Linked DNA regions of Homo sapiens: region 2 is linked to region 1. A link is an interaction called in ENCODE POLR2A ChIA-PET data of the cell type or tissue named here. Cell type or tissue: B cell. All regions are shown on one strand.

What was found. Peaks named below come from ENCODE experiments on the same cell type or tissue, not always from the same donor. Only the 100,000 strongest peaks of a DNase experiment are listed, where the experiment ranks them.
Region 2: POLR2A ChIA-PET joins it to region 1 with 10 read pairs; 2 of 35 experiments call an interaction of 5 or more read pairs at or near these places.

Annotation. Positions count from the first base shown.
Region 1 is chr9:123,194,827-123,198,826 of GRCh38, reverse strand. The region is part of intron 2 of STRBP (spermatid perinuclear RNA binding protein); the gene reads left to right. Among named protein-coding and RNA genes, the nearest start is that of STRBP, 72 kb to the left of the region's middle. In B cell, no CTCF peak of the experiment used is centred here; no DNase peak of the experiment used is centred here; H3K27ac peaks cover 247 bases.
Region 2 is chr9:122,938,689-122,942,688 of GRCh38, reverse strand. RABGAP1 (RAB GTPase activating protein 1) reads right to left here and starts at 1,669. Exons shown (of 26, transcript NM_012197.4): 1 at 1,596-1,669. It overlaps LOC105379839 (a long non-coding RNA gene), which reads left to right and starts at 1,441. Exons shown (of 2, transcript XR_001746924.3): 1 at 1,441-1,550; 2 at 1,754-2,113. RefSeq lists silencers at 1,400-1,729, 1,740-1,899 and enhancers at 1,146-1,870, 2,060-2,129. In B cell, no CTCF peak of the experiment used is centred here; a DNase peak (open chromatin) is centred at 1,758; H3K4me3 peaks cover 1,505 bases; H3K27ac peaks cover 1,469 bases.

The sequences.
Region 1 (4,000 bases):
CTGGGAAAATTGGCAAGCTACATGTAGTAGATGAATGAAACTGTCTATCTCTCACTATATACAAAAATCAAGATGGAACAAGGACTTAAATGTAAGACCTGAGACAATAAAAATTCTAGAAGGTAATGTTGGAAAAATTCTTCTAGACATTGGCCTAGGCAAAGAATTTATGGCTAAGACCCCGAAAGCACATGCAACAAAAACAAAAATAAATAAATGGGACCTAATTAAACTAAAAAGCTTCTGCAAAAGAAATAATAGAGTAAACAGGCAACCCACACAATAGGTGAAAGTATTTTCAAACTACGCGTCCAACCAAGGACTAGTATCCAGAATCTATAAGGAACTCAAATCAAGAAAAAAAAAATCCCATTAAAAAGCAGGCAAAAGGCCGGGCGCCGTGGCTCACACCTGTAATCCCAGAACTTTGGAAGGCTGAGGTGGGTGGATCACCTGATGTCAGGAGTTAAAGACCAGCCTGGCCAATATAGTGAAAATGTGTCTCTACAAAAATACAAAAAAAATTAGCCTGGCATGATGGCGGGTGCCAGTTAGCTACTTGGGAGGCTGAGGTGGGAGATTTGCTTGAACCCAGGAGGTGGAGATTGCGGTGAGCTGAGATCGTGCCATTGCACTTCAGCCTGGGTGATGGAGTGAGACTCTGTCTCAAAAAAATAAAAAATAAAAAGTAGGCAAAAGACATGAATAGACATTTCTGAAAAGAAAATATATAAATGGCCAGGATACATATGAAAAAAATGCTCAACATCACTAATCACCAGGGAAATGCAGATTAAAACCACAGTGAGATACCACCCTACTCCTGAAAGAATGGTCATTATTAAAAAGACAGAGCCAGGCTCCGTGGCTCACGCCTGTAATCCCAGCACTTTGAGAGGTCTAGGCAAACAGATAACTTGAGGTCAGGAGTTTGAGACAAGCCACCCAACAGGGTGAAACCCTGTCTCTACTAAAAATACAAAAATTAGCGGGACATGGTGGCTGGTACCTGTAATCCCAGCTACTCGGGAAGCTGAGGCAGGAGAATCGCTTGAACCCGGGAGGTGGAGGTTGCAGTGAGCTGAGATCGCGCTACTGCATTCCAGCCTAGGTGACAGAGCGAGACTCCGTGTCAAAAAAAAAAAAAAAAAAAAAAAAAGAAATATGTTTCACAGCAACTTGTATGGAGCTAGAGGCCATTATTCTAAGTGAAGTATCACAGGAGTGGAAAGCCAAGCTATGAGTAAGTGAAAGCTAAGTTATGAGTACCCAAAGGCATACGGAGTGATATAATGAATTTTAGAGACTCAGAAGAGGCACGGCGGGAGGGGAGCCTGGGATTAACAAAAAACTACACATTAGGTATAGTGTACACTACTTGGGTGATGAGTGCACTAAAATTTCAGAATTTACCATTTTATATTTCGTCCATGTAACAAAACCCACTTGTACCCCAAAAGGAATTGAAATAAAAAAAATTACTGACTGTAATCACCCTGTTGTGTTATCAAATACTAGATTGTTTTCCTTCTATTTAACTATGTTTTTTGTACCCATATACCATCTCCACTTCTTCCCCACCCTCTCGGCCTCTGATAACCATCATTCTGCTCTCTATTTCTTTGAGTTTAATTGTTTAATTTTTAGCTTCCACAGATGAGTAAGAACATTTGAAGTTTTTTTTTCTGTGTCTGGCTTACTTCATTTAACCTAATGACTTCCAGTTCCATCCATGTTGTTGTTGCAAGTAACAAGATCTCATTCTTTTTTATGGCAGAATAGTACTCCATTATGTATATGTACCATATTTACTTTATTCATTCGTCTCTTCACGGACATTTAGGTTGCTTCCAAATCTTGGCTATTGTTAATAGTGCTGCAATAAGCATGGGAGTGCAGTTACCTTTTCGATGTACTGATTTCTTTTCTTTTGGGTATATACCTAGCCGTGAGATTGCTGAATCATATAGTAGTTCCATGTTTAGTTTTTTGAGGAACCTTCAAACTGTTCTCCAAACTGGTTGAACTAATTTACATTCCTACCAACAGTATACAAGGGTTTCCTTTTCTATATATCTTTGCCAGCATTTGTTATTGCCTGCTTTTTGGATAAAAGCCATTTTAACTGGGATAAGATTATATCGCATTATAGTTTTGATTTGCATTTCTCTGATGATCAGTGATGTTGAGTACCATTTCATACACCTGTTTGCCATTAGTATGCCTTCTTTTGAGAAGTACCTATTCAAATTTTTTGTCCATTTTTTAATTGGGTTATTAGATTTTTTTTTCCTATTGAGTTGTTTGAGCTCCCTGTATATTTTGGTTATTAATCTGTTGTCAGATGGATAGTTTGCATCTAATGGAACTATTTTCTTCCATTCTTTGGGTTGTCTCTTTACTTTGTTGATTGTTTCCTTTGCTTTGCAGAAGCTTTTCAACTTGATGTGATACCATTTGTCCATTTTTGCCTTGGTGGCCTTTGCTGTGGGGCATTACTCAATACAGCATTGCCCAGTCCAATGTCCTGGATAGTTTCTCAATGTTTTCTTTTAGTAGTTTTATAGTTTCAGGCCTTAGATTAATTCTTTAATCCACTTTGATTTGATTTTTGTATATGATGAAAGATAGGGGTCTAATTTCCTTCTTTCGCATATGGATATCCAGTTTTCCCAGCACCATTTATTGAAGACCCTGTCCTTTCCATAGTGTATGTTCTTTGAACCTTTGTCACAAATGAATATCCACTGGAGATGTATGGATTTACTTCTGGGTTCTCTATTATGTTCCATTGGTCTTTGTGTCTGTTTTTATATCAGCATGTGTCTGTTTTTATGCCAGCACTATGCTGTTTTTGTTACAACAGCTCTGTCATATAATTTGAAGTCAGATAATGTAATTCCTCCAGTTTTGTTCTTTTTACTCACGATAGTTTTGGCTAGTCTGGGTCTTTGGTGGTACTGTGTAAATTTTAGGATTTTATTTTTTTCTATTTCTGTGAAGACTGTCATTAGTATTTTAGCAGAGATTGCATTGAACCTGTAGATTGCTTTGGATGGTATGGACATTTTAACAATATTGACGCTTCCAATCCATGAATATAGAATATCTTTTCAATTTTTTTGTGTCCTCTTCAATTTCTTCCATCAGCACTTTATAGTTTTCATTGTAGAGATCTTTCACTTCTTTGGCTACGTTTAGTCCTAGGTATTTAGTTTTATTCACAGCCATTATAAATGGGATTATTTTCTTGATTTCTTTCAGAGTGTTTGCTGTTGGCATATAGAAATGCTACTGATTTTTGTATGTTGATTTTGTATCCTGCAACTTTACTGAATTTGTTTGTCAGTTCTAATAGTTTTTTTGGTGCAGTTTTCAGGTTTTTGCAAATATGAGATCATATTATCTGCAAATAAGGATAATTTGGCTTCTTTCCAATTTGAATGCTCCTTATTTCATTCTCTTGTCTGATTATTTTAGCTAGGACTTCCCAATAGTCAGATTTTAGATAGTGTTGTAAGGTATAGGTAACAGGATTTAATGATGGATCAGATGTGAGATGTGGGAGGAAGAAAGGAGTCAGGGATGACTTTCAAGTTTTTGGCATGAACAATTAAAGGGATGAAGTAGTTGCCTTCTCTTGAGGGAGGGAAGACCAGGAGGAGCAAACTTGTGTGGTTTTTTGTTTTGTTTTGTTTTGTTTTTTGTTTTTGATGCATTAGGTTTAAGATGCTTATTAAACATCCAAGTGGATGTGTTGATTATTTATTTGAATGTGAATTTGGAACTCAGGTCCATATGAATTTGGGAGATCCTCAGTATATAGATGGTATTTAAAGTCTCAAACCTAGATAACATTGCCAAGGGAATGTTGAAGGTAAGATAGAGAAGAGATGAAGTCTGAGGGCTGAGTCTTGAGGCACTTCAGCGTTTAGAGGTTGTGGAGATAAAGAAGAAAAGGATACAAGGGAGTAATTTATAAAGTAGGAGGAGAACTAAG
Region 2 (4,000 bases), 260 kb after region 1:
TTTTTTTTTTTTTTTTTTTGAGACGGAGTCTCGCTCTGTTGCTCAGACTGGAGTGCAATGGCACAATATCGGCCCACTGCAACCTCTGCCTCCCGGGTTCAAGCGATTCTGTTGCCTCAGCCTCCCGATTAGCTGGGACTACAGGCGCCTGCCACTACGCCCGTCTAATTTTTGTATTTTCAGTAGAGACCTGGTTTCACCATATTGGACAGGCTGGTCTCGAACTCCTGACCTTGTGATCCACCCGCCTCAACCTCCTAAAATGCTGGATCACAGGCGTGAACGCACCCGGCCCCTATTTTCAGTTTTCATAAGTAAGCTCTAGTTAAGTCTTCAATACATATTAAATAGCACCTTATACAAACTTGAACTAAGGCAACACGTCCTTCGTTTAAAAAAAAGTTGGATGAACCCTCCTTAGTACCTAAGCTTTTTTTCCCAACTACTTTTCAAACATCAGTTTAATGTTACAAACACAATTCCATTCACCTTCCGTTGTTTTTTTGTTTTGTTTTGTTTTGTTTTTTGTTTCCGAAACAAAAACAGCTGGAAACTCACTTATTGTGTACTTACTACTCCAGGCACACGTTTGTAAATACATGTGAATGGAAATATAAAAGGAATTGTGAAACCCTGTCCCTAACAGGTTTTTTTCCCTGACAAAAAGCCAACGAAAGTCAAAAGACCTCAAATTCAAGTTGGAACATGATTTAAAACTAACGGAGCACTAGTAGCGGGAACACTAGCAGCATGATCACTTAACACGGTCTCCTAGGACATTTGTTTCCAAAAAAGAATTCTCGAGTAACCAAAGGTATGCAGATGCGTGAAACGCAGGAGCAGATGATAAACAGTCTGGATGCAGAAGAGCAGAGACCAAAGTACTACCAGGCAATGGACAGCGAACTCCTGGAAGTCTTGAGGTTATCCTTTGGCTCAACACGTAAAACCCTAAGGGTGCGGATAATCAAAAGACACAGCGATGAGGTACTGGGGTAGCTGCTTCAAGGAGATGAGAAGACTGGGATGCCAAGAACGCTTTAATTGCAGACGGGGAAATGAGACTGAAAGACCAACCTGAGATGGCAAAGCGACAGTGAAAACTAGCAAGTCTTTGAAATTTAGGCGCAGCCCAGGACAGCCTGAGGCCCAGGCTAGCTTAAGTCACAGATACAGGCCTAGTGAGCAATGGGGAGAAACTGAGGCGGGGGGGAGCGGCTGGATTCCCAAATAGGACCAAGCATAAAACATTAAAGTCAAGACACAAACCGGCTTTGCTGGGGGACCAGAGGGAGGGCCAAAAACGCAAGACTCAGAAGACCGGCACCCACACAGACAGGGGGAACCGGTTTGGGCAGGGGCTCCCAGAGCGGCCCAGCCTGCGCATGCGCCCTCTCCCCTCCGTCGCAGTTCCCCCTCCCCCCAATCACGGCTCCCCTCAGAACTCGGCCCGTCGAGGGAGCTGAGAGCAGCTCCACTGGCCCGACCCCGCGGGATGAGAAGACAGCTTGGCTCCCCGCAGGGGCCGTCGGAAAATACCCCTGGGGTTGGTAGGTAGGAGGGTGGGAGGAGGAGGAGGGGAAACACGGCCCTACCCGACCTGCCGTCTCCTCCTCCGCCGCCCGCCGCTCGCCGTCCCGGAGGCTCCGCCGCCTGGGCCTCCCAAACCGCCCTGTCCCCGCCCCCCCACCCCTTTACTCACGTGAGAGCGACTTCTTCCGCCCTCCGCCCCGCCCCCTGCCCCGTCTCATAGGTCTGCGACCATGACGAGCGACCCTATTGGCCCAATACCGGGAAGCGAGGCGGAGCTTCCTCTTCTCCGAGCCCCACCTGGGCTTTCAGCCCGCCTCAGGACTGTGCGCCTGCGCGAAGTGCACTGGCTGTGAGCTGGACCTGGGCTGTCTTGTGTATTTGGAGTTGGACAGCCAACTACGTGACTGCAGCCGGGACTGGGGACGATGGAAGCGGACTGGGTAGTACCTGTTGAGCCTAACAAAGGGTACAACCCCAGAGTACTGGTGCTTGAGCAAGGAATCCCCCTGCTCACCTTTCATGTGCAAGTCCTGTTTGAAAATCAGTACTTCACAGTGTAATAAAATTCACCTGGCATTTACTGAGGGCGCACGGTGTGTCAGGGATTGTGATGGTTCTTTATGTGGCTATCTCATTTCAGCTTCACCACAAACCCGTCAGAATGGTACCATTTTTCTCCTTTTATAAAGTAATTTAGCTTTAGTTACAGAATCCAGTCTAGAAGTCAAAACTTCCGACTGCCAAGTCCTAAAACCACTGGTACAACACAGCTGCCTAAAGGCATTTAAGGCACACAAGAGGACAGAAATGGACAAGGTTACATCAGATTGTGACTCAAAGATGAGATTTTTATTTAAAAATCATTCAAAGGTGAAACACAGCAACAGCAATATAATGAAGTTTAAAGTCCCTGTCCTCAATGAATGTACAATGCAGTTGGGAACAAAAACAATGATTATTAAAGTGCTAGTTAAGTCTTATTTTTAAAGAGACCCTATCTTGTCCAGGATGCAGTGCTGTGGCTATTCACAGACGATCATATCACACTCCACCCTCGAACTCCTGGGCTCAAGCTATCCTACCACCTCAGCCTCCTGAGTAGCTGGGACTGTACATAGGCATGCACCACTGCACCTGGCTCATAAGACTTGATAATTTATAAAATAATTCTACAGCCTCTTCCTTACTCTTCCCCTTTATTTATTCCAACTGGCATATGCTCTTTTCCTGGTGAGTGAGTCGTCTACAGTGTTTTCTGGTGGATAATGCATCCCGATCAACCAGAGAAAAAACAGTGAGAAAAATCTGTGTTCTGTTGCAATCCCTCTGTGATTTGTCTAATACAATAGATGTGGGTGTACCCCTGCAGAAAAATAGTTTCGCTTCCTTTCTCCTTATACAGTTACAAAATATCCATTTCAAGATATTCAAAGAATAAAGTATTAGGGAGAAAGTAAAATCCCCTGAACTCCCAACAAAACCACTTTTAACGTTTTGGTGCCCATACTTTCATGTATTTCTTGATTCATGGACACCCCAAATATTTATGTAAATCTTAACATACATTTTTAAATAAAATTGTACTACACAATCAGTACAACATGCTTTGGAGAATAGACACAAGCTAAAACAACAACAAAAAAAGAAAACATTGCATTTAAAAAAAATTTTTTTTAATAAAAAAGGCCAGGTGTGGTGGCTCATGCCTGTAATTTTAACACTTTGGGAGGCTGAGGTGGGAGGATGGCTTGAGCCTAGGAGTTCGAGACCAGCCTGGGCAACATAGTGAGACCGTGTCTCTATGTTTTAATGAAAAACAAAAAAAAACCATGGCATTCCCAGGGCCAATGTTAATACTTTAGAGTATATCCTTCTGTGTGTGTGTATTTTTTTTTTCAAAATGAGATCACTTTAGTCATCTCCTTTTTCAATTAAAAATATCTACCTTATTTCAGTACATTTTCTTCTCACCTAATTCCTAGATCACATTCACATTTTCTATCCATCTAAAGTTATTTTTACAGTTGGCTTTCTTAACTCAGTAATGTTACAGGAAAATTTCCTCTCACATAATACCTAACTACAATCAAATATTCTGTTGACCAAATTATATTTTTCTACAACCAGTATACCCAAATTATCCAATTCAGGACCATACATTCCATCTGGTTACATCCCTTGACTTTTTAATTATGGCACTTAAAAAAAAATTAAAAGATTCTTGTTCACTGTAGAAATCAGGCCACTTGAAGTGCAAAATGTTTTTATCTGAGTGGTTGCTTCCTCATGAAGTCATTGAGCTTGTTCCTGCAAGCCTTGTATTTCTTGAACAAGAAAGTTATATTTGAAGACTCAGTGGATTCAAGTCAAACATATCAGACTAGTATACCTCACAAGTGACAGGTTATACTTCATGTTTCATTATATTACATACAACGTTATGAATCTAACATGTTAGATATTATGT